Regions from separate parts of the Homo sapiens genome. Here region 1 is linked to region 2. A link is a contact called in ENCODE Hi-C data. All regions are on one chromosome and are shown on one strand. Each heading gives the region's core, a stretch centred on a gene start or an enhancer-like site at or near the end of the contact. The rest is flanking DNA. Distances are from core to core; before and after follow the strand shown.

What was found. Hi-C counts contacts between places; a loop is a spot of excess contacts on that map. Pooled maps may share reads with other maps.
Region 1: a pooled map shows a loop between it and region 2 (8-fold over the local background). The contact joins the promoter of GCNT1 here to the promoter of KLF9-DT in region 2. A Hi-C loop is called at or near these places in 2 of 37 single-sample maps with no recorded cell type and 6 of 50 pooled maps.

What each region holds. Positions count from the first base shown.
Region 1 is chr9:76,457,517-76,460,480 of GRCh38, forward strand. It overlaps GCNT1 (glucosaminyl (N-acetyl) transferase 1), which reads left to right and starts at 1,666. Exons shown (of 4, transcript NM_001490.5): 1 at 1,666-1,789; 2 at 2,544-2,661. RefSeq lists a silencer at 1,451-1,990 and an enhancer at 2,601-2,710.
Region 2 is chr9:70,412,419-70,415,692 of GRCh38, forward strand. It overlaps KLF9-DT (KLF9 divergent transcript), which reads left to right and starts at 1,772. Exons shown (of 4, transcript XR_001746710.3): 1 at 1,772-1,992. It overlaps KLF9 (KLF transcription factor 9), which reads right to left and starts at 2,239. Exons shown (of 2, transcript NM_001206.4): 1 at 441-2,239. The coding sequence starts at 945. It overlaps LOC124900273 (a long non-coding RNA gene), which reads right to left and starts at 388. Exons shown (of 2, transcript XR_007061576.1): 1 at 1-388. RefSeq lists silencers at 4-196, 932-1,111, enhancers at 272-381, 720-1,573, 1,402-1,481, 1,822-1,951 and a promoter at 1,288-2,090.

The DNA.
Region 1 (2,964 bases), core at 416-2,915, 6.0 Mb after region 2:
GGAATTACAGGCATGAGCCACTGTGCCCAGCCCCGGCTATACTTTAAACTTATGTTTAGCAATTAACATGTCAGTATTTTAACTTACAAATGACTCAGACATTTAATGAATATCTATTACTTAATTTAATATGTTCGAAATTTCAAGTCACCAAAAAAGATTTTTAAAACTATTTTTAAGTAGACAAATTTTATAAAACAAATTATTTTTAAAAGTTTATAAACTTTTATTCCATTTACATTTACCTAATCTACTTGCTCTTAACAATTATGCTTGAATTGCTCATGAAAAATTTCATGAGATATTAAACAAAGCTAGCCATTGAAGGAGTTCAGGAGTTTTTCCCAAAATCATTTCCTCTCCCCTAAATTGTCCCTCCCCAATGAAGAGGATACACAAGCTCCTAAAATCTCAGTTTTTGTTGGGGGAGGCAGAGGGAATATTAGTTTTTCTTTTCTGTGATACCCCCTACACGAAATCTGTGTACTTTTTCTCTTGTTAATCTACCTGCAGTCAATTTATTTCATAGACTTAGTTATCCAAGCCTCAGAGAGTAGAGGGGAAGTCTTTCTTCCTCTATACCATCATCTTATGTTAATTTTTGTTGACAAATCAGGCAAGTGTCAAACATATCACAGTCTAATGGCCTCTGAGTTGGATTTTTTTTTTTTTTTTTTTTTTTTTGAGATGGAGTCTCGCTCTGTTGCCCAGGCTGGAGTGCAGTGACACGATCTCGGCTCACTGCAAGCTCCGCCTCCCGGGTTCACGCCATTCTCCTGACTCAGCCTCCCGAGTAGCTGGGACTACAGGCGCCCGCCACCACGCCTGGCTAATTTTTTGTATATTTAGTAGAGACGCGGTTTCACCATGTTAGCCAGGATGGTCTCGATCTCCTGACCTGGTGATCCGCCCGCCTCGGCCTCCCAAAGTGCTGGGATTACAGGCGTGAGCCACCGCGCCCGGCCAGAATTTTTTTTAAACAACATGGAAACAAATAAGACCTCGTTCTGTTTTCTAGGAGCTAAAAATCCAACGAAAGAAGACACAGACACAATATTCCCCTTGTTACAAAGAGAACTGTGTCAACTTTTATAACTGACACAAAGATCTGTGCTATAAGGGCGGGGAAGGTTTTTTCCTACTTTCCACAGCACTGTGGATTGTTCCACAGTTTAATTTGATCTTAATTTTTATGTGGAAATACACATGAATGTAATGAGTTCTTAAATGCTAAATTTAGGAAGCAAGGTTCGTTAGGGGAGAGAAAAAAACACCTACATGGTTATCTCTAAACTTTACATATCGAGAACCTTGGAATTTAATTTTATTGTTGTTCTGTAACATATTTTCATGTTTAAAATCAGAAAAGGCAGCATTTCTCGAGTTTCCTGCTTTCGAGGAAGGGAGGCATAAAATGTTTAAAAAGACGCCGCTCACACACCTCTTAAGAATCAGAGCACAGTGAGGAAGAGGAGCGAGGAAGCACTAGGATCGCAGCGCTACTCCCAGACCACGTCAGTGCCCAGAGGGCGCCCTCGCCTGTAGGCGGGAACCGCGAGTCCGCAGCAAGTCCCCAGCCCCGAGCTCGCGCAGGTGGGCGAGGCGGGGACGTGGTGGGCGGGGCCTAGAAAGGCGGGGCCTCTGGGGGCGGCCCCGGGGCGGGCCACGCTGGTGTGAGGGCTGCAGGCGCAGCTCCGGAGCGCCTAGAGCGCGGCGCGGGGCGGGAGCTTGGTGGAGCAGGAGCGGCTGGGCATCCTCCTGAGACTCCGGGGTCAGACGCCCACTCCAGGTAACCGGCTCTCCCTCGTGTTCCCCTGCTCGGCCGCCCGGCGGTGGGGGAAGGCTGAGAAGGATGGGTGGGAGGGAGCCGGCTCTCAGCCAGTGCCCCGTGGCCCCGGGCGGGCTGGGCTCCCCCGCGGAGGAGGAAGCAGAACCGGGGTGCGCCCGGGACCGGAATGGAGCGGCGCCTCTTCCTTCCACCTTCATTTTCCGTCCGCTCAGTGGGGCTGGGACGCCGGTGCCCCGTGTCCCCTGAAAGTCACTTTCTGGCCTCTTGCCCCTGGTCCGTGTAGCTTAGATGTCGGAGGGGTTGGCTGCGGGCGTGGATAGGCAGGGAACGAACAGACTCGCTGCCATCCCATGGGTGCCAGGGGCTTAACTTCATTTAACTTCATTGAATCCTAACGCCAGCCCGGCTAAGATGCATTTTCACCCCTACTTTACTGATAAAGAGGCCAACGCTAGGATAATAAATGACTCACCCTGGAGCAAACTATTACTAATAAGAAAAGAGACGTTAGTTTAGGGGCTCCGAAGCCTCTCCTTTCCTGCTCCCTCGCTTTCCTTCTTCTCGCGGCAGTCTAGGAAACTCGCGCGCAGGGTCTATTACGAAAACAAGTGATTCGTCTTAAAAGCATTTTACCCCCTCCTAGGTTTCTCTTTCCTCTTTTTTTTAAGTATCTCAGGCAGATTCCTCCAAGTTTTGGTTATTAGGTTTTTGAAATGGAAGAAGCCCTTGCTCACTGCTTCTTTTCTCCTGGCAGCGCTTTCTGCGCAGCACAGGCACCCTCGCCTGTCACGCCTCCCTCTCCTCTTCCCGTCTCCCAGCGTGGATGAGGGCGCCTGCAGATCCCGGCTAGGGCACGGACCGCCTAGGCCGAGGTAGGTTCTGTAGGCACCTGGCATGCTGTAGATGCATATAAACGTTGCCCTGTACACCCTTTGCCTTGTTATTTCTTTCTGCAGAAAAGAGAGTCGGTTTTTTACACATAATGGGGCAAGAGGCCAATTGGGAAGATATATGGTGTTCAAAGAAAGCCGTGGTGCCTTGAGATGAGAATGCGGCCACAGCTTTTTGTGGGCTGAATTTGATGGGTGGGAGGTGAGAGACGTGGTCTGGAAGTTGTCTCTTCGTCTGGCATTCTGCCCCCCTTCCAGAGCTGTTCTGAAAGGCCGGTTTGTTTT
Region 2 (3,274 bases), core at 522-3,021:
GTAAAGTGCGCCGCGTCCCCCCTCGGTTTCAACCACTTCTCTGCAACCCGACAAGAGAATTAAATAAAAGATACGCCATCTGACTTCCCCGCTGCCAGCGTCTCCCAGGTGGGGTGGCCCCACCGTCGCGGGGTGCGGGAGAGTCCCGGGGGCGGGGCGGGACAGGGGAGGGGCGGACACCACTCCCCGCGAAGCCACGCACCGCACTCGCTCTGCCCGCCAGTTTAAGGCTCTCCGTGGCTCCCGGAGGCCGGGGACAATTAAGGAGAGAGTGAGCTTTCCGCCAATGCACATTTAAATTATTTAAAGAGTTAAACCGCATCTTATCCAACATGTTTGCACCCTTTCGGCCGAGTGCAGTGTCCCGAACGCCCAGGAACGCTGCCTGGCCAAAGGTTAACTAACCCCAGAGCTCCGGGGGAGAGGGCGACGCCGCTAACCTGTATGCACTCTGTAATGGGCTTTGAGATGGGAGGATTTTCCATAGACTTTCCCACAGCCACTGTAGGGGCACTTGTGCCTCTTTTCGGAGGCGTGTTTCCCCTTCGCAGCCACTCCAGGATGGAGGAGGGAGAGCGGGCTGGGCGCGCTGCCAGGATCCTGTCTCTCCTCCGGGCTGTGGGAAGGACTCGACCCAGATTCGGTGGTCACGTCGCTGTCGGATCCCATATCCTCATCTGGACTTTCCAGACTGTCGCTGCACACGGAGGGGGTCTGGATGGGTCGGTACTTGTTCAGGTCCAACAAGCTCTTGGCGATGGTGACCAGTGTGCAGTAATCCTTCCAGGTGTCCCCCGGGTCACCGTGCTCCTTGGTCACCTCGCGCTCAGGTAGTCGCAGCCGCTCGGCGTCCGGAGCGACCCCATGCTCCGGCACCGCAGCGCGGTTCGAAATGGAAACCAGACACTGGGCAGCCACGAAGTCCATGTAGGCGGCCGCGGACATGGTGCGGGCGACGGCAGCCCAGGCGGCGCGGACAAACTTGGCGGTGGCTGCGGAGGTTCGGCTCGCCCTGCCCTGGCCTCGGACGACGAGCGCGGCGCGGCGCGGCACGGCGCGGCGGCCAAGGGGGCGGGGGCGCGGGGCGCTTCCGACTCGCAGGAGCGCCGAGGCGACCTCAGCCCCTCATCTTTACGTAACCGGCAGCGCCTCCGCACGCAGCATCCACGGCCCCGGGCTCCGCCGCGCCGCCGCCTCTAGCCGCCGCCCCTGCCCCGCGCCGGCCGCGATCCCCCGACGGGCGCGCCGGCCCCTCTGAGCCGGCTCCCTTGGAAAGATGCCACACGTGGCGGTCGCAAGTTTATTCGACTGAAAACGCCCCCGAGGCGCTGGGAGAGGAAACTGCAAGAGAGGTGCACGCCCTCGGCCGCCTCGCCGTCGAGCCAAAGCCCCAGGACATTCACCCGATCACCCCGACGCGGGTGGCGAGGGTCCCGCCGAGCGCCAGGTCTAAGAGACACTTTTTCCCGAGTCCACTGACGGCTTCTGAACCCCTGCTCCGGCCGGTCCGCACCGTTCCGGCATTCTCTTGCTCAGTAACAATTTCGCAGAATCCCATCACGTCACAAACCAAACCCCCTCCAATTGGCCAGTGGGGAGGGTGATTCAACTCTGTTTACTTTCTCCCCCTGCCAGTCAGAACGGCCTTCGGTGGAGAGGTGCGTCTAGAACTGAGGCGTGCGGCCAATCCGACTGTTCCGTTTCGCTGCCTCGTGCTACCCCTACAGCCTCGAACACTGACATTTAAAAGGGTAACAGCTGGGAGGCAGGGAAGGGGCAGCCGCACACTTTCGGAGTGCCTCGCGGTCCCGTGGCCGGTCCGGGCCTCCTGGCTCACGTTCCAGCTTGCGGAGCTTTGGGACACATCTTTCCTAGTCAGTTGCGCTCGTTCCTATGGCAAAAGAGAACTTCAGCTTCGGTTTTCCAGCTCCCAAACAGTTAAGTGACTTCCTGCAAACGCTACAGTCCCAGCAACCAGCCTTCCAATCAAAAGTAAGTTGGTTGATGTCACTGGCATTGGCTCGGCCAATCACAAGGGCGTTCCGAAAGCAAGCGCTCGACACTTGTAAACGCGAAGAGCTGTAGTGAAACTGGACACATCTTTGTATTTTGTGTTGCTGGTAGTAAATTTGAGTTATGGATGAGAGGACAGGGGTGATGAATAAATGCAGTGTGAATCTATAATTAAAAAAACCCCATTATGTCAGGATAAGTCCAAGAATAAACACAAATGAGTAAGAATTCGTTTTGTTATATATTTTTTGGATGCAGCATACTTTGGGGCAGATGTTTAAAAATTCTTCCATCCAATACATTAACTATGACCAATTCATCTTAAAAATGCAGTGCTAACAAAAGTTCTGGTTTTACAGCATAGCCTTTTTACTGCCTGAGATTCTTCCATTGAAACATCCCATCTTTGCTTGTCATATCTCTTAATTCCTCTACTTCTCTGGTGCAATTTAGTCTAAATAAATTCTTTTAGCTTTATTTGGAGGCTATTTTTAACCCACTTTCAGAAAAACGGAGACAAAAACCATTCATTTGTGTAACTTTTATAAAAAACCCACCATTCTTAGCTCTTTTTCTTTCCAGAGCCCCTGCATGGTTTTTAGGACATGTTTCTCTTCCCTCACTTCACAAATGTGGAAACTGAGTTACAGAGAAGTGACTTATTTATCTTATTAGACAGATAATGATAGAACTCAATAGAAACCACAAGTCTCCTGATTTCTAGCTCTTTGTGCTTGCAACTAAGCCCTTTTGGTTTTGTGAAATATTAACTGTGCAGAACAGATTTTTAGGGACTGGAACAAGCTGGAAATCCTTAGCCATGGAATACTGTGGCATTACTTGGTCAACAATTAGTATGGGTCTTGGAGTCTGATTAACTTGGTTTACCCCTCCGTCTGAATTAACGATGTGGTTGTTTTCCATCTTGATAGCTAGAAAAGAATCTAGGGCTAGTTCTTTTTGCAAGAGGCATACTGTCAGCACAATTCATTAAAAATAATTCACTTTCGTGAATGTGAGAGGTACCTGATTCTATGTGATGCAGATTCGGTGAGTTCCAACCCTGACCCCCCACTGGCTATTAACCTTTGTTAAGAGAAAGTTACACCAGGTTCTGGTCTCCGAGGCAAGGGTCTCAAATTGACTCTACCAATGTGAGATCTACAGTAGTTTCTTTTGACTTTGTTTTTAAAGTGGTACATCAAAAATAATAATAATAAAAAAAAAGTTAGCCAGGCGTGGTGGCTCGCACCTGTAGTCC